Regions from separate parts of the Homo sapiens genome. Here regions 1 and 3 are each linked to region 2. The links are chromatin loops, found by intact Hi-C in ENCODE. Cell type or tissue: heart left ventricle. All regions are shown on one strand. Each heading gives the region's core, and the rest is flanking DNA. Links, peaks and the distances in the headings are about the cores only. Region 1 overlaps ASAP2 (ArfGAP with SH3 domain, ankyrin repeat and PH domain 2). Region 2 overlaps ASAP2 (ArfGAP with SH3 domain, ankyrin repeat and PH domain 2). Region 3 overlaps MBOAT2 (membrane bound glycerophospholipid O-acyltransferase 2).

Region 1 (10,300 bases), core at 1,251-9,250, 73 kb before region 2:
TCTGCTTGACCTGTATTGCTTTTATCTTTAAAATTTCCAACAGTTGTTAAAAAGTTTTCTGAAAAGATTTATACTCTGATGTTTGCATCACATAGCAGGGAGGTGATCTCACCAGAACATTTTGAAGTCTTGGTAAACATTGGGCTGGGGGGCACAAGATCGTCTGATTTATTTGTATGCGTATTGGTAGGTAGCATGCTAGGCATTGAGGGACTTAAGAACTGGGGTTTATAAGCAGGTTATAAACTACAGTACCTCCAGTGATCTGGCTCTATAGCTTAGTTGTTTTTAATGCCCTGTTTTGATGAAGGAACCTGTGTAGACTTAAAGTTGTAGAATGACCAGTGCGTCACTATATTTTCCCTAGTCATTGACATATTTGCACGTTCAGACATTCATAGAAATGGCAGGAGAAAAACTATTCTAGGGTCCCCTGCAAAAAAAAAAAAAAAAAAAGAAAGCAAGTAATTCTGGCAGCCCAATTAATTCATTTAATGAATATTTATTGAGTGCCAACCATGTGCCAGCTTGGGGTGATGAAGATAAAAAATTAGCATGTCAGTGGGCGCCAGGATGTTAAAAGTTGGAGTTTAGCACGAGGGTGTATATGCATGTGCTGCCTTCACTTAAATGTCAGGCAAAGCGGCAGTGTCAACTGTACATAAAGAAATTAGCGTTTAACATGCTGTGCCAATGATGATGCTGTCCATGGGCTGAGCAGTCAATATATGTTTCAGATGCTTCTTGTCTAACATATCTGAGATAAGGACTGCAAGGAGATATTAGATGTTGTTAGTGGTAGAGAGTTGAAACAAATTTCTTACTATTCCAAAGCTTTTGGATTTTGTTTTTAAAAAAGAATGTGGCCATCTGTTTCTATTTACATGTGCAAATCAGAATTGTCTCTGTCTTGTGTAACTGGAAGAGTATTGAAATGAAAGTGCAGGCCACTGGCATCCAACTGCCAATTTCAAATGAATGAAAACAGCCTCAGTGTTCTCATTGATTCCATTTTGGGGATGTGATGGTATGCATTTGAGCAATTTGTATTCCAGCAAGAGACCTTTTTAATCCATTTCCTCTGTGTGACAGAGGAGTTGGGTTTTAAAAAAGCACTGACCGAGAGTCAGTATGACTGTCTCTTAGCCGCTTGTCCTGTCCACCCTCAGTCCTTGTTCCTCTCCTTCCTGATCCTCCTGCTGCAGCCAAGGGCTGGGAGGGGGCAGCACAGCTGATGGACTCATTCCAAGTCCTTGGCTGGAGTGCCTCCTGCCTGCTAACAGCCTGTCACTTTCTTCAGGATGTGCCTGTGTTACCTGCTCCAGGGTGTCTTTCCCTAACAGCCTGTCACAGGGCGTTTGGTAGAAACTAAAGAGCAGCAGAGGATGGTTTCATTCATTCCATGTTCGTGGAGTGTTTACACGTGTCGGGCATTCCACTGGTGCTGGAGATTCAAAAATCAGAAGGTGCGGGCCCCCATCCTGAAGGAGTGACAGTTTGTCCTTGTTCCTTAGGGTTCAGCTAATGAAAAGTCTCAATTGCCTTGGGAAATTTGAAGTCTGAAAGCAGGGACTGTTTTATAGTAGTCTCAAACAGTGGTAGGAAGGATATACCTACTTAGTAAGCATTATGGAATGACCATAGGTGCCTAAAACTTTTCCCTGCAAAATTAAAATAGCTTTATTTTCTTGGTTTATTGTTTCTTAACTTTTTAACAGGAGATTACCTTGAACAAACTAATGAACCAGTACATGATGTCGGAAAGAACAGGCTAGGAGAATGTGAAAGTGTGGTTGTTTTGTTTTGTTTTTGAGACAAGGTTTCTCTCTGTCACTCAGGCTGGAGTGCAGTGGCACGATCTCCATTCACGTCAACCTTCGTTTCCCAGGTTCAAGCTATTCTCCTGCCTCAGCCTCCCGAGTAGCTGGGAGTACAAACTCACGCCACCATGCCCGGCTAATTTTTTTGTATTTTTGGTAGAGATGGGGTTTCACCACGTTGGCTAGGCTGGTCTTGATCTCCTTGTGACCTCAAGTGATCCGCCCGCCTCGGCCTCCCAAAGTGCTGGGATTACAGATGTGAGCCACGGTGCCTGGCCTGAAAGTGGTTTTTAAGCAAAAAAAGAGAATACAAAGGTGGCATTTTGGTTTATCCTTACCTATGTGGCCTTGGAAAAATACCTTTGTGAGTGTTACTTTCTATGTTGTTGCAATAATATTGCCTGTGTTACCAACTGCCCAGGTTGGAGAGTCATGTGCCATAATCTGTGTGAAAGCACTTTTAGAAGTGCTGTGCAGTTGGAAGCCTGTTATTACTGCTACCCCCACAACCAGTGCTGGTATCATCACATTTGTACCCTGACTTTGGGGTAGGATATACGGACATACACATTTCATTTCTTTCCATCTATTTTGAGAAATCTAAGCCAGGGAAATGCAGTGGAATTCTTCATTAAAAATTACCTTTGGCCAGGTGTGGGGGCTCACGCCTGGCTGGGTGACAGAGCGATACTTCATCTCAAAAAAAAAAAAAAATTTCTATGATTACCAGCTATTTATTTGTAAAGTTGAAATAAATGCTATTCACAGTATTGATAGTAATCAGTAGTTGTTTTTTTTTTTTTTTTTTGAGACTTTTGGTCAGGAGTCTTACTTTCCTTTAAAAAATACCTCACATATGTTTGAATGTAATTGTAAGATTTCCTTCTTGGAAAGATAACTAAAATGCAAGCTGTTTTAAAGGTGGTACTTTCATAGAATTTTGTATCTAGAAGCTCAGAGGAGAAGTGGCTCACCTAAGGCCCCAATCCGAGTAGGTGACAGTCTCCATGGTGCCCCCGCCGCCACACTCATCTTCTCATTTTGCACAATGCATGATTTTCAGTCCCCACAACAAATGCAAACCTTCCCGGGTCCTGGGGCAGTGTGGCTTGAGCAGGCGAAACCCCCGGAAGCTGCTGACTCTCTTGTGGCTGTTGCAACTTCTTTAGATCTCTTGAGGAACAGTAAATATTCCACAGATCAGCTTCAGAGCAGACAGCATTCTGGCTGAGAAACAGATGATCTTCACTTTTACTTATTTATTTCTCTCGCTCTCTCTCCTCTTCACTTCTCAAACTAAACATAGCAGCATTACATGTAGTCTTTGCTTTTAGGACTCAGCATTTTAGAGTCTGTAGGTCCATGCTCCTGATTACAGACTGGGGTCTGCAGCCCTCCAGTGATATTCCTCGGATTGCAGCCAGTTTCGCGGGGCCAGACCAGGACCCTGGGCCTGCTCTTCGGCCTTTCTCTGTGGTGTCTGCAGGCCTGACTGTCCCCTTAGCAGGGAAGGGAATTGCTCTGGGCCGTGGTCCAGCCCGTGGGACGGAGGTTCAGCCTCTTCCCCTTACTTGCTGCTGCCCAGGGAGCCCTTCCCCTCGCTTCCTCTCTTGTTCTGTTAGCTGGGGTTTCAAATTTTCTTTTCTTTGGATGGAAAACAAACAAAGAAAGTAAAACTAATGGGCTGAAGCCCTTCCTTGGGGAGAAACATTCATCCCTCAACGCTGAGAATAAATGGCCTTTGCTGACCCTAGCAGCACAGCCAAGGGCCGCCATCCCTGCCTGTTGCTGCACTTCCCCTCCCTTCTGCGCCATCCTGCAGTGGCAGGGACCCTGCCCTTCCTTGCGTCTGCCCCCGCTTCCTGCGCCCTGCTCTCCTGCCAGGCTGCCCAGGCTGGGGTGCCCCTCTCTGCAGGCTCCCACCCCTCAGCCTGGCTTGTACCTCTCAAGTCCTCCTCTTGTACTCCTGCTCCCTGGTAGGTGGATGCTATCAGAGGGCACAGTTTTCAGCCCAAAACCTTAAGGAACAAAAATGAACAGCACCATCTGCATCTCTTTGGCCCTCGCCTCTGTCTCCACCTTGCTCCTTGGCGCTCTCAGGCCCCCTGCCCCGAGGCTGGACCGCTGTTGGGAGTGTGGCACCAGTGGGTGGACTGCTTTCCATTGAGGGCAGCAGAACCCAGCCTTGTGTGTGTGTTTTAGCGCAGAGATCTTCAGATGAACTCATCTGAGGCCGACAGGCAAAGTAGCCCTGCACATCTGGGGCCAGGGATGGAGGCCGATGCTAAATGCCCCCCATGTCTCCTCAGCTCCCTTGCACCCTGATGAGCCCCTGCAGTGTCCTGCATAGTCCTTGGGCTAAGTGGAGCCGAGTATGGAACCCAGGTCTAAAATTGGGAATGGCTGTCCAGTGTCTGCGCATCGCCCCCTCCCCTATCTGGGAAACTCTGTGGTTGAGGAACCCCACTTACAAGGCCCCAGGCAGGCTGGCCTCTCCCCGAGTCAGGCACCAGTCTGATGGCCTGATGGCTCTGCTATGGAGGTGGGAGGGGAAAGGTCCTCCACCAACCTGGGGACTCTCCAACTGTCAAGGCAACAATCACTGTATTGAGTAGCTATTACTGCCCGCATTTTAAGGATAGGAACACTGAGGCCCAGGTGATCAAGTAATTTGTGTGTGGAGATGTGGGAATGAAAGCTCATGGTCTTCATCTGTAGCAGTGACTCCCGCAGTAAGCCTGGGTCATGAGGATGAGGTGGGATCCAGAATCTGCTGCTGGGGGCGGGAAGGATGCCTGGCTGATCCCTGTGCACCTTCGGGCCCTCCCTCAGCTCATTCCCCCTCTCCCATCACCTCACTGCTTGGATTGTAGAAAAATGAAAGGTTCATGCCTAGAGATGACCAATTTTGGGGTAGGAGCTGCGGGTGGAGCGGGGCCCATGACCTCTGTGTGGGAGAAGCTGGAGAGGGGCACGGGGCTGGCCAGGCTCTAAAAGGCACATGACCTTGTTTGCATCGTCACACTCCTTTTTTAGAAAACAATCTCTGCTGCATACAGAGGTTGGCTTTGTGCAGGGCCCCAGCAATCCTGGTGGTTCCTTCCTGCCTTTCTTCTCCCTTCCCTATTCTGGGTTTTTCTCCTCCCTGCTTCCCATTCTACCATAGGGGAATGGGGTCAAGTCTTTTGGATGGGAAACAGGAACTGAGAAGTTGAAGATGGAGAAATGAAAGACTAAAGATAGCAGGGTTTTAATTTTCCCTCTGAAAAGCCCAGGAAGAGCCCCGGATTGTGTAACCTGGACACATGCAAATGATGACCCTGCCCCTACTCTATCTGCTTCTCCGCCACCCTGGCCCTTCAGAAGATTCTGAAACAAGGAATTGGTTACCCAGGGTGGTTAGGGGGGTTGTGCCTGTGTCCCTGGTGAACTTTAGATTCTTGTGCCCCTGGTGAACTTCAAATGCTAGTGTGCTGGGAGCCGTATGACAGCCCCTTGGGGTGGCAGGAGCTGGCTTGTGTGGAGGAGAGCCACTGGCAGCTTTCTTGGTGAAGGGGTGGACAGCACTCTTGGTGTGGAAGTAGCAGCCCCCTTGCCTGTAGCTGGGCTGGGGTTAGTGGAACAGGGTTTAGAGAAAGCAGGGGTAATGCCGGGTGGTTATTTTCCCCAAATGTTAGAGAAAGCCAGCGCTTCTGGCTCTGGAAGTGAGGCTGTTGGGAAGTGGGAGGGGGAGCACAGCTCTGGAAGCTGCCTTCCGTCCTCCCTCCATTGGCTGGAGCTCTCCCAGCATTTCATCGGTTCAAAGCCAAACACATGATTTTGGACAAGTCACTTAAACTCTTTGAGTCAGTTTCTTCTCCTTTAAGCTGGGGAAAGAGGTGGTGATTTCACAAGTGGTTGTAAATATTGCAGTAAAGATAATGGAAGTAAAAGTGCTCTGTGGAGTGTAAATTGCTGTATGGTAGTTGGAGTTGGGCCCTAGGTGTGATTTTAGAGTACACACCTACTGCTGCCTTGGTAACTTAAAAGTATTTATCTCAAATGCTAGTGAGCTGAGCTGAGTGGCACAGTAGGCCTTTCTTTCCCTGGGAGCACTTTGGGAGCTTTGGAGGTTGCCCAGTGCTGCCCCCAACCTTTAACAGTGTGGCCGAGTGTAGGAGGGAGGGGGCAGAGTTCCTTCTGGCTGGACTGCCACATGCAGGGGAGAGGCCCCGCTGGTGGTGTCCCAGGTGGGAGAGGGGCAGACCTGGGGTTACCTCAGTCAGGGTAGGTGAGGAGGGGATGGGTGGACACCCCGGTGGCCACTCCTACTCACCCCTGCACTTAAGACCTGGGGTTTCATGCCCTGCTCCTTTAACCCTCAGTGTTCAAGAGAGAGGCCAGTTGGACCAGAGCGCCTCACCCCACCATTTGCCATGTGCCCCTCCCCGTGGGGAGTCAGAAACACCTGAGCACACCAGGAAAAGTTTTGAAAAACAATGTTTTTAGAGACAGGGTGTTGCTACGTTGCCCAGGCTGGACTCAAACTCCTGGGCTCAAGCGATCCTCCTGCCTCAGCCTCCTCAGTAGCTGGGAATGATAGGCGCGTGCCATCATGCCTGTATGAAGTTTTGAAAAATTTAAATGTTGATGGAAAAAAAAATGTATTAGTGGAAATGAAAGGCTGGTATAAGCTGTAAAGTCTTTTTGTTCTTAGAGATTTTTTTCTCATTCTAAACATTATCAGACCTGAAAAGTATTTGTCGTAATGACTGAGACGGTCCTGGGGTAACAGCGTCTTCTTAACGGCCACTTTAATTGGCGTAGTTTACACCTAGCCTCTCCGAGAACTGGAGGACACTGGTAATCACTATTAGATATTGAGTGCTGACTGTATGGCAGACACATAAGCATTGGTGATCTCCTGTGAGGCAGGTATTGTTATTCCCAATTTATAGATGAAGAAACAGAAGTCAGTGAGGTGGAGTCCGTTTTTGAGGTCACGCGGCTAGTAATTGGAGCCTGGTTTAGAACCAAGTCAGTCTCATTCCAGAATCCAGAACCAGTGATTTGTAACTGATGCACTTGTCTCCAAAGGGATCCAGCACTGGGTTTTCTCATTTTTAATGCATCCATTCCTTAAAGCCTCTGTTCACAGTCACAAGGTGTACTTTTTAAAGGAACACAGCACACAAATGTGACCGCTAGTGGACAGCAGTGGCAGCCCAGTTGGATGGCAGAGCCTGGCATGCCGACTGGGACAGAAGCCCCAGCACACGGTGTGATGATGGCGTCTCCAGGCTGACCTCCATGGCCTCAGGAATCAAAGTCCTCAGTCTCTTTCACGCGGGGTTCAGAAAGAAAACTCGGCTATCTTACATCTCCTCTCCCCTGTTTATTTGACTAAAGTGAAGTTCATGTGGCTTGAGCCTCGTTTCCTGGGGAAATCAGCCTGGCTTAGGATTCCATTGTCTTCTGGGACTGGGAAGATGTGGAAGGCTGACCTCACGCCCAGCTGAAGGTCACCTTCCCAGACTCTGAGCTCGGCTGCCTTCTGCATCGCCACGGCTGGAGGGCCTGGCCCAGGCCGTGGCTGCATGCTGGCTTTCCACTGTCTCGGTGTCCCTGCTGCCTGTCAGTAATGTGCCCAGCACCTTCTGGTGTCATGTCCCCTCTTGTTTGTGATTCTTTTCCTGAGCTAGTCCATTTTCTACCTCGAGTCTGCTCTCCTGCCATTCCCAGGGGCCACAGCTCAGTAATGTGGGTGTCAGGGAACCCCAGGCCAGGCCCCCTTGTGCCACTGTGGCTCTCCCCAAAGCAGGGCACCAGGCTGGCTGGGGGGGTCCTGCCCAGAGCTGCCCCACGCTGCCGTGTTTGTGCTGCTGCTGTGCAGTGGTGATCTTGCCAAAATGTGGCTTTTCCTTTCTCACTCCCCCAGAGCTCCCAGAAAAGTCTCTAGGACTTTTCTTCCCCCTAAATAAAAGTCAGGATGTGAAGCCTTTTGACAGAATTGGAGTTTACTGTCATCTGTTTCCGTTTCTCTAAGATAGGGATCCTGGCGAAGCCCATGAAAGCCATGGGGCGCTCCCACCGAAGCCTCCGAGGCACAGACCTCCCGGGAGTGCCTGTGGGCGCTGCTTCCTTAAACTGCAGGAGGCTGCAGCCTCTCGTTGTTCATGCGTCGTTTTTTCATAGTGTGTGTGGGTTTAGAGCTACATGGGTTCTTTTCTCACTTATCTGTTCATACCGCATGACACCGTCCACTTCAGGCACAGTTGACGGCCGTCTGGAGGTCATCAGCTGAGGGCACAGTTTGCCTGGTTCTTCTATAATAGGTTAAGTATTTTTTTCTCCATTTTTTTCCCTTTTAAAAGTACTGCTAGAAGGCCAGGTGCCGTGTCTCACACCTGTAATCCCAGCACTTTAGGAGGCCAAGGCGGGCGGATCAGTTGAGGTCAGGAGTTCAATACCAGCCTGGCCAACCTAAGGAAACCTCATCTTTACTAAAAATACAAAAATTAACCAGGTATGGTGGTATGCACCTGTAGTCCCAGCTACTCAGAAGGCTGAGGTGGGAGGATCACTTGAGCCTTGGAAAGAGAGGTTGCAGTGAGCCAAGATCACACCACTGCACTCCACCCTGGGCAGTGAGTGAGACCCTGTCTCAAAAAAATAATAATAATAATAATAATAATAATAAACACAAGTACTGCTGGAACTTCTTTGCAGAAACAACTTGTGGGGAAGGAGGGAGGTATATTTTAGTATTTGGCCTTGGGAAAAGGTTTTGCTTCTGCAGGCATGTCTTCCAGAGACTGGGGGGGCCCGTGCTGGCGTCACCACTGTCCCCTTCCCCATCAGGAACCTTCCTTCCTTGGATGGCATTTCCAGTGTGTCCGGGCCTCTGCTGTTCTCATTATGAGTCCCCAGCTCTGACGGCCACTGTGGCTGATGCACAGGGTGTTGGAGACAGTGATTCAGCCCAGCAGGCTGTATTCATGTGCTGTTCCTCTGTACACCCAGAGCTGTCTTCTCGCTCATCATTTATTAATCTTTCCCATGCAAGTCATACGTGAATATATCCTTGTGGTAAAGTTTTCAGGTGATAGCGAAAACTCAGTCTCCTGTCACCGTCTTCTCTCCTCATCTAGGTGCGCGCTATAACTAAGTCCTTTGCCTCTTCCAGAGTTTTTTTCTCCCTGTGTACCATTGGCCCTCTGCACTTGTGGGTTTTGCATCCTCGTGTTCAGTCACATAGGGTCTCAAGGGGAAAATATTCAAGAAAAAATATCCAATAAAAACTAATACAGCAATTTAAAAAATACAAATTTTGGCCAGACACAATGCCTTATGCCTCTAATCCTAGCACTTTGGGAGGCTGAGACAGGGGAATCACTTGAGCCCAGGAGTTTGAGACCAGCCTGGGCAACATAGGGAGACGTCTCTGCAAAAAATTTGAAAATTAGCCGGGTGTGGTGGCATGTGCCTGTGCTCCCAGCTACTCAGGACGCTGAGGCAAGAGGATCACTTGAGCCCGGGAGGTGGAGGCTGCAGTGAGCCGTGATCACACCACTGCACTTCAGCCTGGGGGACAAAGTGAGATCCTATCTCAAAAAAATAAATAAATAATGAAAAATACAAATTTTTAAAAATACAGTGTAACAACTGTTTACATAGCATTTACATTGCATTAGATATAAGTAATCTAGAGATGATTTAAAGCATGTGGGAGGATGTGTGTAGGTTACATGCAAATATGACAACATTCTACATTACGAATTGAGCATCCTTGGATTTTGGAATTCAACGGAATCCCGGAATTAATCCCCCATGGAGACCGAGGGACTACAGTTTTGAGTATTTTTGTTTTATTGTTTAATCTGTCCCTTTGACACATTTTTGTGCTCAGAGTTAAAGACCTCAATACCCTGCTTGATGGGAGGAGAAGAGAAAAGGGTAACAAAGTATAGGATAGTACTTTTCATTTTCTTTAATTCGAAAAAATTATCAAATAATGTATTCATGTTAATGATAGTTTAAAAGTGGGAAAACAAAAAATTCCTCCAACTTTTCCTAAGACAACAATGATTATTTTCTTTCTGTATCTTTATATACAGAGTTTTAAGTGTTTGATATATCACTTGTCTATCCTCTTTTATAAGTATTTTTTTCTTTGCTTTTACAATTTGTGTGTGTGTGTGTGTCTGTGCGTGTAATGGATTTAATAAACAAGCTTGTGATTTTCATTTATGTATTTATTTTTTTGAGACGGAGTTTCACTCTTGTTGCCAAAGCTGGAGTGCAATGGCACGATCTTGACTCACTGCAACCTCCACCTCCCCGGTTCAAGTGATTCTCCTGCCTCAGCCTCCCGAGTAGCTGGGATTACAGGCGCGTGCCACCATGCCCAGCTAATTTTTTGTATTTTTAGTAGAAGCGGGGTTTCACCATGTTAGCCAGGCTGGTCTTGAACTCCTGACCTCAAGTGATCCACCCCCCCA
Region 2 (10,300 bases), core at 972-8,971:
AAAAGGAGAGTGGCGTGAAACGAAACTGCATGGAAAAGCCTTAGGGATGTGGATGGCCCCAGACATCTTGCAAAAGTTTTTAGATTTTATCCCAAATATGTTGGGAAGCTCTTGAAGAAATTGAAGCAGAGGACCATTTGTATGCACTCCTGTGATCTGCCAGGCGCTATTAGGGGTTTTGGTGATGCAGTAAGGAGGAAAACAAAGTTCTTGCCTTCACGGACCCTGGGGTCTCATGGGGGAGGCAAGTAGGAAACACGAGCCAATATTTAACTGAGTTTATGAAAAGGCAAAACAGTGATGGGGAGAGAGACAGTGGTGTTGGTTAGAAGCAGCTTCAGGAAGCTTCTCGGCTGTAACAAGATTACTCTGTGTGTTGTGGAGAAGGAACCAAACAGGACAAGGGTGGATGTGGGCAATTGCTTGTGTACACAGCTCCTGTCCCTGTGCAGACCAGAGATGACGATGGCCCACCTGGCTTCGTGACAGCGGGAGTGGAAGGTGTGGACTGACAAGAAATCTTTTCCTTGTGGAATTGCCATGCCTGTCTGCTTACCTTCCCAGAGCAGGCTGTGCCACCAGCAGCCTACCTTTGTACAGAATTGTTTCTTTTCCTAGAAGGCCTCTTTCCTTTGTGCCCTCCCTGTCTTCTGTTCCTCCTAGGACCCAGCTTATGGATCATTCCTGCTTTGCGATGCTTCTTCCTTTTGGAATTCCTTTTCTTCCTCCTGTGTTGCCACCACACCGTCTGCTTGTCTCCATGATGACATCTTCCTTGTGTCTCTGTGCCACTGAACTATATGCTCTTAAGGAAGGGGCCATGCCATTTATTTGTTTTATATCTACAGTGTGTGGCACATTTACCTGGCACGTATTTGCAGCAGTGAATTGCACTGTGGAATTGAACTGAGCTCTGCTTTGGAATTCTTAATACAGCTTTGATGATGTTGCATTTCTAAAGCACTTGAGGTCAGGCGGCAAAGGAGGATGTGCTGAGTGGTTCATCCAAAGTTAAAAGAGAGCTTCAGCCATTTAAAAAAAAGAAGAGTGAAATCATGTCTTTTGCAGCAATAGGGATAGAACTGAAAGTCATTATCTTAAGTGAAACAAGCCAGCCGCAGAAAGACAAATATCGCATGTTCCCACTCCTAAGTGGGTGCTAAGAAAGGCATACCCATGGATGTAGAGAGTAGAGTGACAGCAGAGTCTCAGGAGGGTGAAGGGAGTGGGGATGATGAGAAATTATTAATACTTAGTAGGTACAATGTATGTTATTCTGGTGATGGATACCCTAAAAGCCCTAAGTTGACCACCAGGCCTATAACAAAACTGCACTTGTACCCCATGAATTTATATTAAAAAATATAAAAAGAGAGCTCATCTCTACTTGGTGGAAAAGACCTTGCAATTATATAGTTTTCAAGATGAATTATTTTATGGAGACTCAAAATTCTTACTTTGTGATGAGCATGCAAATTACTTCTACAGTTCTTATGTCAGGCAATTTAGGAAGTGGGTCGCTTCCTTGCTGATATTTTATTTTTAAGAAGAAGCTATTCTGGGATTTCCTTCCCCCGCCCCTTTATTTTGCCCAAACCAGTCAGTTGGGTAGCAACAGACCACTTGTGGAAAAGTGAAGTAGTTGGCCTTTTATGGACATGATCCCAGTAACCTTTAAAAATATGAATCTTCCATTACTTCGTTTTTGGATATGAGAGAGAGTGTGTACGCTGCCTGCTCTTCAAATCAGTCAGGCAGCTTTGACTTTCTCAATTCACATTCTGGAGGGTACAACGTGGAGCTCGAGCAACTCAGCTGCAGAGTAAGAGCTCGCAGCCGTGCGTGTTTCCACGTGTGGGAGCGCCTCTCATTCCCCCACCACACACGCCCAGTTTCCGCTTCTCGCCCCCAAGGGCACAGCTTTGCCTGCTGGGTGCTGTGCCCTGCTGGGTACACGCGGGCCTCTGCACACTGCTGTGCTCCGCCAGGGTGAAGAGGCCACTGTGTAAACCAGATTCCAGGGCTCAGGTTTGGCTGTTGACCCTTGGAACTACGTAGATATGCGTTATTTTGCTTTTTCTTCTCGCTTTAAGTGTTCTTAAAGAATACTTCGTGTTCTTTTATTTTTATTTCATTTAAGGAAGGAATTTTCATCTCTACCTCTTTCCTGGAATATCTTGAAAACTTGTCTTATTAGTCTTTGCTCCTGAACATTGAAGATCCTGTACTCTAGCGGAATCTAGAAGTAGGGCATTATAACATTATAAAATAAAGACAGCCATGGTTTGGCAAGGCATGGTGGCTCATGCCTGAAATCCCAGCACTTTGGGAGGCCAAGGGGGGCGGATCACCTGAGGTCAGGAGTTCAAGACCAGCCTGGCCAACATGGTGAAACCTGGTCTCTACTAAAAATACAAAAATTAGCCGGATGCGGTAGTGCACACCTGTAGTCCCGGCTACTCGGGAGACTGAGGCTGGAGAATCACTTGAACCCAAGAGGCGGAGGTTGCAGTGAGCTGAGATCATGCTGCTGCACCCCAGCCTGGGCGACAGAGCGATTTTTTTTTTTCAAAAAAAATACAACCATGGTTTGAAAGGTGGTGATGAATGTTGAATTGACTTGTTCTTTGAGCCAATACCTGCTGGAAACCACTGTGACCAGCTGTTGCTCAGTGAACTTGGAATGCATGGTCAAGATAAGGCTCAGCCCCGGATGCTGCAGAAGCTTGCAGAGGAGGGAGGGGCGGGTGTCACAGACAGACCCCATCAGCAGACACCGCATTGGAATGTGGTGGCGTGAAGGCTGCAGGAGGGGCCCTGGCACGGTGTGTGGGGCCCAGAGAAGAAAGGAGCTACTCTGCTTGGTGGGTTTGATAATTGCCTCTAAGTGGGTGTATTTTAAAGGATAGAAATACACCCCTTCTAGCCTGGTGAGGCAGGCTAGAAAATGTTTAATAGACAACAAAATTTGATTGGGTAATGTTGATGGTAAAAGTTCTGTGAAGCTTGGAAAAGTGTTAATGGGCTCAACTTAAGAAAATTTTCTGGGGCTATGTAGTTAGGACTGTCATAGGGACAGCAGCCAGCGGAGAAGGAATAGTGTTCCTTTTCTTGAAGCTTCTCCTGACGCCAGGGCTGACTGCACTTTGAAGGGGCGTCTGGGTGCCAAGACACACCTCAAGGAGGGTACGGGAAGGTCAGCACTTTGAAAAATCAGAGGGAGGAGATTTTCCAGGTAGGTGGATGGTGAAGATTGGCTGGGCTATTACAGAGATGAAATCTAAATCTAAATCCAAATTCATATTGTTATTCCAAGTACACCATTCATCGTCATGCTGGAAACAGCATCCTGACGAGAAGTCTCTGAGCACTTGATTCCACTACGGGGCTCATGCTCACGCGCTCTCACTCTCGCTCTCTGTCTGACCGTAGGGAGAATTGCCAGGTCGCAAAGATTCTTGGAGCTGTACACCTGCTCCCTCTCCCTGGGTGGTTTTGCATTTATCACCTGTAATATTTTTCCTACTCCTTATCTTAGATCTTAGAGATCTCTGTCCTCCTATCTATTTCACAAGAATTTGAAATGATTAAGAAAATAGTTACATAAAGAAAAACACGTAAATAAAATACAAGAATTAGATGAGTTCAGAAACATATTCTATATTCAGAAAAAAACGTATTAAAATACAGGAACAAGAGTATAAAATAAAGAATGATGTGTCTGTCTAAAGGTGAATGAAAACATTCTAGCATCCTGACCTCTGTGACTCCTAATAAACACTGGTCAGAGTTCATGCCCCACGGCCTGTGTGTCCCTCTCCTTCCTCCTTGGAGTTGCTGCATTAAAGGCCACGCTGCAGTGTTTTCACGGCGCCTTCTGTGTGTGACGCATTTGGTCTGAGAAACACCCATAGAGCTACTGCTGAGTTTAAAAGAAGTAAACATCACCTCACATGACATATGTGAAACCCAGATCACTTTTTAAAGATAGTCTCCTTGGTATCTAATAAACTGGCTAAAGTTGGTGACAGTCCATCCTTCATTAAGTTATTCATTCAATAAATGGCATGTGCTTGAAATACACCAAACTTTGCGGGTACTTTGTGTCTCCTAGAACTTCATATCTAATGAGGGAATTCTGTTTTAAACAATCACACTAATGAATACATAATTGCAGTTACAGCAAGTGTTTTGAAGCAAAATACAAAATGCTCTGAGAAAGTATAAGAAGGCCTCTTATAGGGGAATAACTTGTAGGGGATTATGGAAGGCCTCACTAACCGGGGATGTTTAACCTAAAACTTGAAGAATGAGTGGGAATCAGCCAGGTGAAGCAGACACACCTTAGGAGAAGGCTTTAGAGAGAAGAAACAGAATGCAGAGGGCCAGGGGCAGGAGAACTTGGTGGTCATGGAGGAAGGGAGAAAAGGCCGGTATGTCTGGAACTGAGTGAATGAAGAGGGTGGAATGGTGTGGATTGAGGCTGGAGCTGCATCAGGCCTCATTACAGGTTAGAACTTTCTCCTTAGCTCGTGGAAATGCCCGTTCTTCATTCCTCTCAAAAGGGTTACACACAGCACCCTCCAGAGGCAGCACTGAACACCAGCCCATGGCTCCAGCAGAAAAACTTGTCCAGCCTCTGTTGTATTTCCTGAATCACTTGTTATAGGTGACCTCACAGCATTGAGTTCTCAGCCTTAAAATAAAAAATTCCTCTTGATATTTGATCTCAAGTTCTCTACCCACGGTTTCCTACCCCGCAGACACAGTGTGGCCACCAAAGCTGCTTGGTTGGTTCTTTTCTGCATTATTTCTCTCTCTCTCTGTCTCTGTCTTTCTCCTTTTTTTTTTTTTTTTTTTTTTTTTTGGGAGACAGTCTCACTCTGTCGCCAGGCCAGAATGCAGTGGCATGATCTCGGCTCACTGCAACCTCCACCTCCTGGGTTCAAACAATTCTTGTGCCTCAGCCTCCCGAGTAGTAGCTTTTTGTATTTTTGTATTTGTTTTTTTTTTTTTTGTATTTTTAATAGAGTATTTTTAGGGGTTTTGCTATGTTGGCCAGCTGGTCTGGAACTCCTGGTCTCTAGTGATCCTCCCACCTTGGCCTCCCCAAGTCCCTCACCCTGGGATTATAGGCATGAGCCACAGCACCCGGCCTCTGCATTCCTTTTCTTTTCCATGTCGCGGTCGCCTGTTGCGGCACATTCTTCAGTGTCTTCCACTTGCGCCCCATGGCCTTTCTGGCTTCAGATGCAGAACCTCTCCCGTTATAAACTGAAACTCAAGGCCTCATTTTATATGGGTCGAGAAAAATCTCAAATACTTAAGCTTATTGCATTTCCTTTTCTGTTCGCTCCTGCTAATTTTGAGTGTCATTTTATTCTTGGTTTGCCTGATATTTTAAGGTTCTGTTCATACAGTCTTTTCCCCCAGGAGTTACATAATGACTTCAGTCACTTTAAAGAAGTTTTTAATCTGTCTGACAAAATTATTTTTTCCTTTGTGAAATGTCATCTCTGTTTCTTCTTTTTCCTGCTAGTTTTTTTCAGGATGGACTCAAAGCCGTGGAAAGCCTCAAACCTTCCATTGAAACGCTGTCTACGGATCTTCACACGGTGAGTAGCTTCCCTCCCACTGTGGTTTAAAACCATCTTAATGCAACAGACATTTTCATCTAAATGTCACTTCTGTGTAATCCTGTGTTTTCATGCCGTGCCGCCCACGTGGAGTGTGGCGTTCCCACGCCTGTCCTCTGTCTTGGTGGGAGGGAAGGTTTGACCAGCGAGGGAGGCAGTTGTCGCATTGTGTGGAAATGGCCCCATGAGCACCAACGTTTCACTGTACCTCAGTCTTAATTTTCTGATTGGTTCTGTTGTGTGTGTGTGTTTTTAAAGATCAAACAGGCCCAGGATGAAGAAAGAAGGCAGTTGATACAGCTTCGAGATATTTTGAAATCCGCATTGCAGGTTGAACAGAAAGAGGTGAGGGGATTTAATTTTGAAAGATTGCAGTTTTCACCCCATTCTTGGAGGCTTTGGGTCTGAAGAACATGAAGTTCATGTCTTCTAGGAGCTCACAGTTCACTCGGGCTGTGTCAGGCACCAGTAAAACATTTAATGTATTCTTGCAATTTAGTTCTATAAAACCATCTTTTAAAATATGTTTATTTCAGGAGGAAGCATTTACTACATGCATGGCCTTAATGGCGGTGTATAAACCCTGTGCTCTGTCAGTTGCTAGATAAGGAGCTCTCAGTGGCTTCGTCACAGAGACCATGTGTCATTTGTGCTATTTATCCTGTACCTGGCCCTGTGTCATTTCCCTACCCTGACATACGTGGACTCTGCCCCTTTAGGCCTAGGCACGTAGCAGGGGACCAGCTGGGGCTCTGCCAGCCCTGAGATTGTGTTCTATAAAATATGAGGCATGAGCTTTTCTTACAGCTGCCTCCATCATGACAGGCAGAAATCCTTAGTTCTCTTACTTCCCCTCTTTCTGTAATGACGTCTCTGTGTGCTAACACGTCAGCAGGGACAGTTTGTGTTGTGGGGACTTGTTTTTAAAAAGCCATTAAAAAGTAAGTTTTAAAGATAATTTTACTATATTTTCACTACAATGTGGGTATCATAATGTGAATTTAGTATAAATCCATTTCCTTGTTAATAAAAGGAATGTATCTAAACATATATCTAGTGATTTTAGAGAAATTGCTAAACTACTTGACAGCATAAAGTTCCCTGTTGGCAGTTTGGTGAGCTCTATTTTATTGTAAGTTCTTGTACTATAACTGAATATTGTTGTTTTTCTCCCAAATGCGTTTACCTTTTGTGACCGAAGTCTAGGAGAGTAAGTAGTTCAGTATTTTAATAAATTGCAGAATTTTGCATGTTTTATTCGTGAACATACATATATATATTCCTTTTATATATTAATGGTTAGTAGCATTTTTTATTTTAACCCCTCACCTTTCATTGTTGTAGACTTTATTAAAGGCTGAAGAGTTTGCATAAATATTAGGGAAGTGGACATTTTCTGGGTTTACAGTTTACACTTTTGCTGCTGTTCCTTTATGAAGATGAAGCAGGTCCCTCCCTCCCTCCCTTTCTCTCCCCTGAGTGGCTGAATTCTACACATCTCTCTAGTCCCTCTGAAGCCCCACCTCTGGAGCGCTGCCTCTGATCACCCCAGCCCACAGTGATCTGAGTTCACAGAGCACATCCTGTTTGAATGCCCCATTTGAATCACAGCCTATTCCTCTTTTTGAGTGTTGGTTGTGCCTTAAGTGCACAGATGGCTTTTCACCAGCTGGACCTCGAGCAGCCTGAGGATGCCACCCTGCCTTCTGAGCCATTCTTCCATCACACTGTAGTGCCACAGCGCTCATTTAGTAGGATTTTGGTAAACATGGGTCAACTAAGTGAGACACTGGCAGAGCAAGGTTATATTTAGTGCTAGAAAGGACCTACAACATGGTGACTTCCTCCTAGTCTAGAGAATGTAGGCCCTGACGCTTTGATATTCCCAATAAGCAAAAAAAGGAAAAAAAACTTGGCGTAAGGAGAAAATAGTGGGCTAGCGGTAACGAGGAGGAGGTAGTGCGAGGGCAGGAGCCAGAATGCCGTCCAAGGTGGCTGCTCCCCAGCGCACCGTTGGAAATGATCGAGAACTGCCTTTGTCTAAGAAGGAAGATCCAACCCATGAAGCAAAGCTCAGGTTTAAAATAAGGCAGAGCAGCTGCTGGGGCCAAATGGCCCTCTGGGCACAGTGCAAAGGCTGTGTTTGCTTTGCCTGTGCAGAATTAGGAGGTTTGGGAAAACGGGCTGTTGTGAGAGAACTGGTTATTTACAGCTTCGCAGGAAAGTAATAACAAATTTACCAGCACAGACCAGAAGTTCTTTATAGTTTGTTGTTTTTTGTTAACCAGCCCATCTGCCCCTGATTGCACAGAGGGATCAAATGAACCTCCTTTACTATTCTTCTTTGGCTGTCTGCCCAGTTGGCTCCTTGTCAAGACCTAACTCAACAGTCTCCTAGTTGTGGGCGTGTTGTGTTTTCTGTGTATCATGCTCTGCGTTGCTTTTAGGTGATGGCATTCAGCAAGTTGGACAATCTTTGAACACAGTTGCAAGTAATAAGCAGATGTGAAAATGCTAAATTTTCTGTTTTAAAATGATTTTTATGATGGGGGTTCCATCTTGTATACCTCAAATTTGCAATAAGAATTGATCATTTGGTCATTATTGTTTAGGCCGTCATTCCCTTTGGTTGGATTTTCTTCTGTGACTTAGACAACTGAAGGTGTTAAGAGGATTTTTATTCAGTGTTATAAAAATTCTAACCCTCCCTGTGTAATAACAGTTGATAGAAATTAAGTAACATGCCCCAAAGAAACTGCCTTGATGGTTGGTAGAAGCCAGTGCTCCTCATTCTCTTCCTGTAAATCCCAAGCATCAGTTATTGAAGGAATGAAGAGTGGCCATTCCAGTGTGGTAGCTTCGTGCTGCTGTTTCCTTGTGACCCTGCAGCTTTGTTTTAGTGTGGAGCTTGTGCCGTTCTGGTCCCGGTGACCTCACACCTCCCAATCACTGGCCATTCATGTTTTGTTCTTGATATTTTCTGCTCTCTGTAAGGAGAATACTACTCTTTGGTATTTCCATTATTTTTCTTTGTGAAGGTTTTCATACTTGGAGAAAAGTTGAAAAATTGTGCAGTGACCACCCATAGTGCAATATTATACAATGAGGATCGAACTATGTACCATAGTGTTTGATTTTTGGAGAAGATCCTATTTACACAGTTAAACTCGTTGGCACTGCTCATCTTTGGTTGAGCTCTCTCCCCGTCAGCCTCGCCTCCTGCCTTCCCCATCCCACGTCGTCCATCCGATGGTGTTCTGCCAGGATGGACCCTGTTGGGGTGCTGGCGGAGTCCCAAAGCCTCATCACTTGTGTGCAGGCTCTCTCTGCTGTTTGATGTGGAGAACCCAGACTTGTGTGCTTCTATGGGGAGGATCAGGCTCTGGGGCATGGTCTCACAGGTCTGAGTGCTGAAACCACCATGGTTTTCCACTCTGCAGATCTCAAGTATGGTTGCTCTCTCTCTCTCTCTCTGTCTGTCTGTGTCTGTCTATCTCTCTCTGTCTGTCTCTATCTCTCTCTCTCTCTCTTTCTCTTGCTCCCTCTTTTTCAAGCATCCTGTCTAGTAGGATGTGATAGAACAGTTTGTGCCACCCAGGCAGCCAAGGTCCACCACAGCCATAATTTTCTTCTGCCTCTGGGTTCGCGTATCTTACATGCCCAAATCTGGCCTTCATCACAGAGATCTCTGCCAGGGGCCACCTGCCTGCCTCTCCTGCCAAGCTGCTAGGTAGCCTGGCTCTGGCCTCCATGTCACCCTCAGTGGAGGACTCGTTTGTTGATTCACACATCCAGCTACCCTTTCTTCCACTGTTACCCTAAGCCAGCACTCCACAAACACAACAGAACAAGATGGATCAGGTTATCATCTCTTCAGGGGATCATGCTCTGGGGGTGGGGACAGAGAAGCAATTGGGGTGCAGTGTAATGAGAGCACTCGTGGACATCAGCTCCAGGAAGCAGTGTCTGCCCAGTGCGGGCTGGGCAGGTGCCATCAGGGATGACTTCCCAAAGGCTGTGATACCTGGGATGGAGCTTAGAAGGATGATTAGGAGTTGGCAGGCCAGGCATGGTGGCTCACAGCTATAGTCCCAGCACTTTGGGAGGCCAAGGCAGGTGGATTGCTTGAGTCCAGGAGTTCAAGACCATCCTGGCCAACATAGTGAGATTCCATCTCTACCAAAAGTCAAAAAAATTGGCCAGTTGTAGTGACATGCACGTGTAGTCCCAGCTACCCGGGAGGCTGAGGTGAGAGGATCCCTTGAGCCTGGGAGGTGGAGGTTGCAGTGAGCCAAAATCGCACTGCTGCACTCCAGCCTGGGCAGCAGAGCATGACCTCATCTCCAAAACAAAAACAAAAAACTGGGGACGGGGCAGGAGTTAGCAGAGTCCCAGCAGGTGAGGCTGGTGGAGAGGACAGCTTCTGACTAGGACGGGGTTGCCTGGGGAGCTGTCTAGCAGAGCAGAAGAGCATGGATCTTGGCATTTGAATCCTGGGTCTCCCACTTCCTACCCTGCCCTGTGACACTGGGCAGGTTCCTGGACCTCTCCATGTCATGGTCTCCCCGTCTGTCAAATAGGAATAATACAGCCAACCTCAGAGTTTTCAGGAGATCTAAGAGATAATTTCTGTAGAGCACTTACCATATTATCTTAATAATAGT
Region 3 (8,000 bases), core at 1-8,000, 450 kb before region 2:
AGCTTGTTCTGTTCAGGTGGTGGGGATGGCCCAACAGAGAGGGAGAAATCAGTGAGTGAACAGGCAGGAGTAACTGACGCAGCTAAATCCTTGAGAAGGAAGTGAACTCCGTGCAGCAGTGAGAAGCTGGCCTTCGATTAGATGATGGACAGCTAGTACTTGACACCAGGAAAGAAAGTAGAGCACTGTGTTATAGATTCAGGCAGCATGGGAGATTTGGTGGTTGCAGAATCAAAGTAGGATTGCTTTTTTTTCTCTCCAAAAAATAAAATTTTGCTACCAACATGAGTATGGGGGACGGTGTGTTAGAAGTCTGGGAGGAAGGAGACTATATCATCTTAGAAGAGTGTGGGCAAGTGAGTGGACTGAGGAAATGCAGTACTACTGGCGATACTAAGGATCCTAATTTTAAATTGGGGTAATAAATTCAAAATGAGTCCAGTCAGCAAGACAGTGTTTTTCTACTCAGCATTCTTCCCCTGTTCAGGTAGGTGAAGAGGTGGGGTTACCCAGGTCTGGGGATTTGCTCTCGATGTGAGAGGCACAGGGGAAATGGCAGCTGAGTGTCTGTAAATGAATAGCTACTGGGATGGCACAAGGGCTCCTAAAGATCAAAGAACCAAGACCAAATCAACCTCTCGTCAGGAAAGCTACTCAAGTGTCTATTTATTGATACATAAAGATTGACTATAGGGGATATCAGAATAGAACATTTTTAAAGACAGGAAAATACAAAAAGACCCCCAAGACATGCTACTTGGGATGAAAGATGAATACTTAGTGTAGTTCTAAATAATATCACAAACAATCTCATTCTTCTAGCAGCTATGCACTTATTCATTCTAGATTTGGAAACAACGTAATCTGTGGGAAATTTTTCTTTAAGTATAATGAGTATTCCATCTCAAATTATATTAGTTGAGATAGACACTGTGAAATTAAGCCATTCCTTAGATTAGTCATCAGAGTGCCTTTAATAAATGAAGTAGAAGCTTATCCCAGAATGAATTCCTCAAATAATAATGAGAATTATCTGACTGGTTCTTTATTATTTCAAAATATGGCATCGATGTGCTATATTAATGTATTATATCTTAGCCCAGTACCTGCCATCAAGTTATTGGCCTGTAAATGGTAGCTGCTATTATTACCAGTAATTACTACATGGCAGACATGAAGACAATACTATCCTCCTGTCTTCAAGGAACTCAGAGTCTCATAGGGATGAAAACTTTAGCAGCTAACCTCGTGGCCCATAGGAGGCGCAAATGTACAATCGCAGAGGCAGGGTGCTACAGGAGCCCTAGAAGGGATGCCCAGGCCTGCCCAGCAGGCTTTGGCAGGAGGGAAGTGCATGGAGAGAGTGAGGCTTGATTTTCAGAAGTAAGTACCTCTAGAAGGACTAGTCAGCCTCAGCCACAGAAGGAACGTGGGTCCTAGGCAGGGGCGCAGGAAGCATGGCAGAATAGGATGCAAAGGCACGTACCTTACAGCTAAATCCCTCTGTGAGGAAGTCAGTTCTTCATCCTTCCGAAACATCCCTGAGAAACAAAAATAGGTACTCATCAATTAAGATTTCTCCCCAAAATGGCATTTTTGCCCATGCACACTTTCATTACTTTCCTCATTTGAAATTCATGCTATTATATTCCTAATTTTGATATAATGACTGTTCCTTTCCTTCTCATGGCAACACAGCCTCGATCATGTGAAAAGTCTCTATAAAATAACACATGGTTGGGTATCTGACTCCACTCTAAGGGGAGTTATAATTAAAGAATTCCCAAATGCTGGCACTTTAAAAATTATAATGTTATTATCCTTAATCGTAAATGCTATGACTTTTCGAAAAGGGGCATTACAATTTTTCTATTATGGGATGACTTAAATGACTACACATGAGTACTATAAACTAGAAGATCAACCTAAAGCAAAGAGCAATTTCCTTACTCCTCCATGACTCCAATGCATGAAAACCAAACTCAAATACATCATCTTCATCCATCTATTTACGTTTCTCTTCAAAGAGGAGGATATATTATTTAAGATTACACATCAATTTACTAGATCCATATGCTTTAAAAATATATACCTCAAATCCAATTTAAAGACCAAAGGGGAATGAAATTAAAAAGCAAATAGCAACATTAATATTAATAAATTAATAAACTAATATTAGTAAAGTAGTAATATTCCCCCAAAGAACCAAAGCTAAAGCAATTAAAAAACAGTGAAATAAATAGACAAAACTAAAAACATGAAAAGACAAATCGTAGAATACATGTAGCCAACTAACGTGAAATGTTAATTTCACGATTAATAATGTTTTCATTATAAATCATTACATGTACATTAAAAGAGCAAGATGCCATTTTCACCTATTACAAGTATGCAGAAATTTTAAAGGGCTCTTACTCATATAATACAATCTAAATTATGTAAAACACACATTTTATGTATTTTATATGTATATAAAACAAAGATGAGAAGAAAATAATTACTGTCTTAAAATGCCTCAGGAACTATTCTATGCACTGAGGAAAGAGCAGACGAAAAACAAACTCCCTGCTTTTATAGCACTTATATTCTAGTAGGGAGACAGAAGATAAACAAATAAATGAGGTACCAAGAGGAACTCACATCATCTTGCTGTAAACCAGTATAGCAAACACTTTAGAAATCTTTCTACCTTCTATTCCTACAACTCTAGCCCTAAGGAAATAACTGAAGGTGTGATTCAAGATTTATGACAAGGATCATCACAACTTTATACGTAATAGCAGAAAAAAAGTAACAACCTATATATGCAACAATTGGGGAATGGGAATATATTACACATTCCACTTTTGACAATTATGTAAAAAGAAAACCATGCCTCATAAGATGATAAAGGAAATATTAATAAAAAAGAAGGGGCCAGGTGCAGAGTGGCTCACGCTTGTAATCCCAGTACTTTGGGAGGCCAAGGCGGGTGGATCACCTGAGGCCAGGAGTTTGAGACCAGCCTGGCCAACATGGTGAAACCTTGTCTTTACTAAAAAAAAAAAAAAAGAAAAAAAAAATTAGTTGGGTGTGGCGGCGGGCGCCTATAATCCCAACTACTCAGGAGGCTGAGGCAGGAGAATCACTTGAATCTGGGAAGTGGAGGTTTCAGTGAGCCAAGACTCAGCCAAAAAAAAAAAAAAAAAAAAAAAAAGTCTGGCTCTGAGAAATGTTGGGGGAGGGACATGGAAGATTATTTTTTCTTCGTATTTCCAATTTGTATTTTTCAAATTTTCCTCAATGATCACATACCTACTTTTTATAATCAGGAGGAAAAAAACACTTAAAAAAAAAGATGATCGAAGATTAGAGAACGGTAAAACATTATCAGGATTTAAACCCCAAAAAAGGGTAATTCCTACTTGTGACAATTCTACTTTCTTCCCCCATATCAGATATATGTTGTCCACCTTTTCCTTAAAAAAAAAAAAAAAGAGCCATCTTTAGAAATGAGGATAAGTATTCAATTTTTAAAAACTCCTTATCCTTTTTTCCCTCATGCTTTTACCAGGCAAGTGACATGTTAATAGCCTTCTTTGTGATTTCAAGCTTTGCCATACATAAACTATGTCATTATATTTAGTCAGCATTTCCAAGTGTTTGGCATAGGGTGGGCCTCTACACCAGTTCAGTCTGCCATGTTGCTCAGAGAAGCGATTACTGCTTTCGAAGTGTAAACTAACCAAGAAAAGTAGACACAGAGCTTAAAGGATAGAGTTGCATAGAACAAACTTGTGTCAAAAGTCTACACGCACAACAAACCCAGCCTTCCTTCTCAGTTCAAAACTTGGGAACTGGCCAAAAGAATCAACAAAAACCAATTAAAGACAAGATATCATTTTTTAAAGCTAGAAGTCTAACCAAGTCCAAGTGAGGCAGTGCAGCAAACAATGGGGTATGACAAGACTTCTGAGCCCTGGCATGACACCACATTGCAGGTGGAGACTGAAAGCCTGCCACTGCTGCTGTGTCTAACAGCTGATACGGGTAGTCCAGTGATTCTACTCTGCTGCTTAGTTACCCTGAACATACCATTTTTTCACTGAATTAATGGAATGGCGTATCTTCCACTGTTTAGTACTTATGTATGAATAGGTAAAAGAAAATGATTGCTTATCATTTTCATGTAAATTCGGAGTCAGGAATCATGGCGATGCCAAACAACCACTGATTATCTCCATGGGTGGCTGCGATAGTGGCACCTTTGGTTTCTGATGGTTCAATGTACACACATTTTGTTTTATGCACAAAATTATTAAAAATAATGTATAAATTACCTTCAGTCTATGTGTATAAGGTATATATAAAACAAATTAATTCTGTGTTTAGACTTGGGTCCCAAGATATCTCATTACATGTATGCAAATATTCCAAAACCCGAATAAATCCAAAATCGGAAACACTTTTCTCAAGTATTTCATATACGAGATATTCAACCTGTACAAACATTCTGTTAGGTTCAAGTATTCCTATTGTGAGGTGACATCAATGAAGCTGCCAGCAAGACAACCAGCTACACTATCCCTAAAGGCCACAGTACAAGCCAGACTTCATGAGCAAACATGCCAGCAGGTTATTTTAGTCATTCATCCTAAGCCCTCAGCAATCTCATATACATGATTCAAAGCCAGAAAGGCAAGCAGGCTCTATTATATGAGGGTGATGAAATGTCTTAAAAACCATGCCTAGAAATACCCAAAGATAAAATAACACCTGCTTCCTGAAGATGCAAATATGAATGATGCCACTGGATTGATAGTTGAAAAACAGACACAGCTGTAGGTAATTTATTTGGTTTCATCTAGGGGTGGTCCTGAACCAGGCTGTGCAGAAACAAGTTAACATAGTTCTGAGAATGCTATCCTTAGAAAGGCCTGCTTATGAGGTGTGCCCACGGCTGGTGTATGAGAACTTGGCTGGTCCACAGTCCCCTACACCGATAGGAAATGTCCCCTATGTCTAGCCTATTTGTGCCAACAATGTGGTTTATTCTGAACACCTGCTTTCCTTCTGGGAGCCTGGAATTTTGGTGTGCGCTAGGCAGCGGGGGCCTATGTGACCAGCCCCCAGTAAAAACTTTGGGTGCTGAGCGTCTAAAGAGCTTCCCTGATGGACACTTCACAGGTGTTGTCACAATCTGTTGCTGGGGGAAATAAGTCCGTTCTCTGTGACTCCCCTGGGAGAGGACTTCTGGAAACTTGTGCCTGGTTTCTTCCAGACTTCATTACAGGCACCTTTGTACTTTATTGACTTTGCTTGGAATCTTTTCACTGTAATAAATGTTAGCCTTGAATTCAACTACATGCTCAGTCCTGTGAATCACCAAACTGGGAGTGGTCTTGGGGTCCCCCAATACACAGATAATAAGGCCCTTCTCTGAAAGATTAGCTGAGAAAATATGGCTTAGACAGGGTTCAATCTATCCCTTGGGAATAAAGGGGTAGGTGGTATGGGATGTGGCAGGCCTGCAGCAAACTGTCTCAGAGGATGTACTGAAGCAAACTGGAAGAGGAACCTAGTTTGAAAAGTTAAAGTGTATGAACTCCTCAAATGCTGCCAAGACTAATCACAATCTAAACTGTTCTAAAGAGATAATTACCATTAAATCCATTTAAAAGAACAGGTTACAAAATGGGGTTTGTTGTTCTTCTGAGTTGAATATATATATTGTCATCAGATACTTCTAGATCTATGGACAAAATTATATCCTTGATCCACGACTTTCCTATATTCTCTTTCCAGTGTCACAGGAGTAATCTGTTACCAGCATACTACAGAAGTTCTAGCACCTGAAGATAATTATAGGCTTTTACCTACAGTGTTTCCTAGTGTAAGTTTTATTATAACTACAGTCTAGTAACAGGGTCGAGTGAGTTTCACCCACTTCATTGATCACAATGCAAGAACTACAAGACACTGTGCATAAATTATAATCCAAGAAAAAACCCTCCAAGCTGAATCATACTGTTAATTGACAAAGGAGAAAACTGAAGCAGTAAGAAGCTGAACTGGAATCTGAGCGTACATCTGCCCATCCATCAAAACCCACACTCCAACCACATCCTCATGTTCCCTCCTGTATGCAGAATTTTCCCTCAGTGGTGTTTCTTTTTCTGAAGGGCAGAAAGATAGTTGCTGTTTAACCTGCAGACTTGATTAAACAAGTAGCAGAGAGTTTTTAATCTACCTCCTTCCCTCCACCACCCCCTCAAAAAACTAAGTGTTAATTTTGCTTGTTAGTAGCCAGAGGGGACAAGAGGAAAAATTCTCCTCTCTCTCTCTCTGCACTGTACTGTCAAGGCTGGTTCTCTGACAATAAGAGGGAAAACCTGCCCGGGGAGTGGGCACAGGATGGGTGGAGACACAGTAGGGCTCAAACTCATCTCAAAAGCTCCGCAGGCTACATACAAATGACCATTCTAACAAGGATGCTTCGTTTCTTCAGTCTTCGAAGGAATCAGAGCCCAAATCTCACGACTCAGAGTCCTGTTAGGCCAGGACTAGATGTCCACTCACTGAAGACAGAAATATTTCTAATAAAAATACATGGAAACAGGTAATTATGAATGTGTGTATATCAAGGAGAAGAGGTGGGGGAAGGCACATAAATTATAATAAAAATTTAACGAGGAGCTGAAGCAGGAAATAATAAAACCTGATCTAGACCAAATGTCTCTTTCCTTTATATGTCAAATTATCACTACTGTGGGCCATATGACTAAATCACACTATTCTACTGTCACTGCACTGAATTCAAAACGAAGATAAAACACTGAAGGAAAGCAAGAAAGCAAGCATTTTTCATAATCCTAAGCACAGTTAAGTATATTTCCCTATCTTACCTCCCTCCATTTCCTTACTCTAATAGCAGAAAGTTATGGCAATATCTCAAGCAAAAGATTATTGGAATTAAATTTTTTCAGCAATAAAAATTAATTTCAGAATTCTTACCATCATGAATTTCGCAAGCCAAACTAGTGATCTTCTGAGTAATGATCATCATTGGGCTGTGACAAGATAAAAAAAATTAGTGTTTTAAAAGAAGAAAGTTAAAACAATACTTATGACATATGAGTTAAGAGTTTATTCTGCTTTTATCACTACAAATCCTGAAATTTTTAACATAAAAAAGACCTCCAAGGGATTTCAGCAATAACTCAGAAGTTATGTATTTGAGGACAGCATAGGCGATGGGGATCTGGACTTTCTCCGAGGCTTCAAAAAATGAAAAACAAAAGAAAAAGGCTCCACCCCTAAAAGAAATCTCCAGTGACCCAGTGATCTAACCTGGCCTCCTCATCTCACACATTAGAAAACAAGGCCCGGAGGTAAGAAGCACGCAGGCATGAGATGTGGCCCCAGTCTCCTGCTTTCTGCTCAGTACTTTCTTCAACATATCATGGACAGACTCTCAACTCCCTATTCTAAAAACTAGGCACCCAGGAGTTACAGACTCTAAACACAGCCATCTAAGGCACTGAAATCATGATGTATTTTAAAGGAAAAAGGACTTTAAAATCATAAGAAAAAAATGGCATTATTTTCCCATATCTTATAATTACTATAATTGAATGAATAACTTAGAAAGGAAAAAACACATCCACATAAGAAAACCACCAGGATGCATCTTAACCTTTAAAGATGACATTAGCTTACAGACAGTATTAAAAAACAGTTAAGGCTGGGCACGGTGGCTCATGCCTGTAATCTCAGCACTTTGGGAGGCTGAGGCGGGAGAATCGCTTGAGCCCAGGAGTCTGAGACCACCCTGGTCAACACAGCAAGACTCCATCTCTATAAAAATAAATAAAATAAAATAAGAATAAATAAAACCACCAGGAAGGCTTTTATCCTTTATTACATTAGCTTACAAACTATACTGAAGAACAATTGACCAGAAGTTATTTAATTTTTTGAAACAATAATATAATAAACCCAGAAAATTGTGTTTTGCCTCA

Evidence for each region. A loop is a pair of places that touch in the nucleus more often than their neighbours do. Peaks named below come from ENCODE experiments on the same cell type or tissue, not always from the same donor. Only the 100,000 strongest peaks of a DNase experiment are listed, where the experiment ranks them.
Region 1: it touches region 2 in a loop (2.5-fold over the local background); 8 of 110 quality-filtered maps call a loop at or near these places.
Region 3: a loop joins it to region 2, with 2.7 times the contacts of the local background. A loop is called at or near these places in 10 of 110 quality-filtered maps.

Annotation. Positions count from the first base shown.
Region 1 is chr2:9,255,726-9,266,025 of GRCh38, forward strand. All of the region lies in intron 1 of ASAP2 (ArfGAP with SH3 domain, ankyrin repeat and PH domain 2), which reads left to right. Among named protein-coding and RNA genes, the nearest start is that of ASAP2, 54 kb to the left of the region's middle. In heart left ventricle, for the core only: a CTCF peak has its summit at 5,947; DNase peaks (open chromatin) are centred at 3,356, 3,630, 7,366 and 7,916; H3K4me3 peaks cover 3,110 bases; H3K27ac peaks cover 7,739 bases.
Region 2 is chr2:9,329,199-9,339,498 of GRCh38, forward strand. ASAP2 (ArfGAP with SH3 domain, ankyrin repeat and PH domain 2) reads left to right here. Exons shown (of 28, transcript NM_003887.3): 8 at 5,540-5,615; 9 at 5,895-5,981. Among named protein-coding and RNA genes, the nearest start is that of ITGB1BP1, 89 kb to the right of the region's middle. In heart left ventricle, for the core only: a CTCF peak has its summit at 4,589 (motif pointing left); DNase peaks (open chromatin) are centred at 1,873 and 4,596; H3K27ac peaks cover 562 bases.
Region 3 is chr2:8,881,025-8,889,024 of GRCh38, forward strand. MBOAT2 (membrane bound glycerophospholipid O-acyltransferase 2) reads right to left here. Exons shown (of 13, transcript NM_138799.4): 5 at 6,994-7,049; 6 at 1,487-1,541. Among named protein-coding and RNA genes, the nearest start is that of KIDINS220, 47 kb to the left of the region's middle. In heart left ventricle, for the core only: no CTCF peak of the experiment used is centred there; no DNase peak of the experiment used is centred there; H3K27ac peaks cover 327 bases.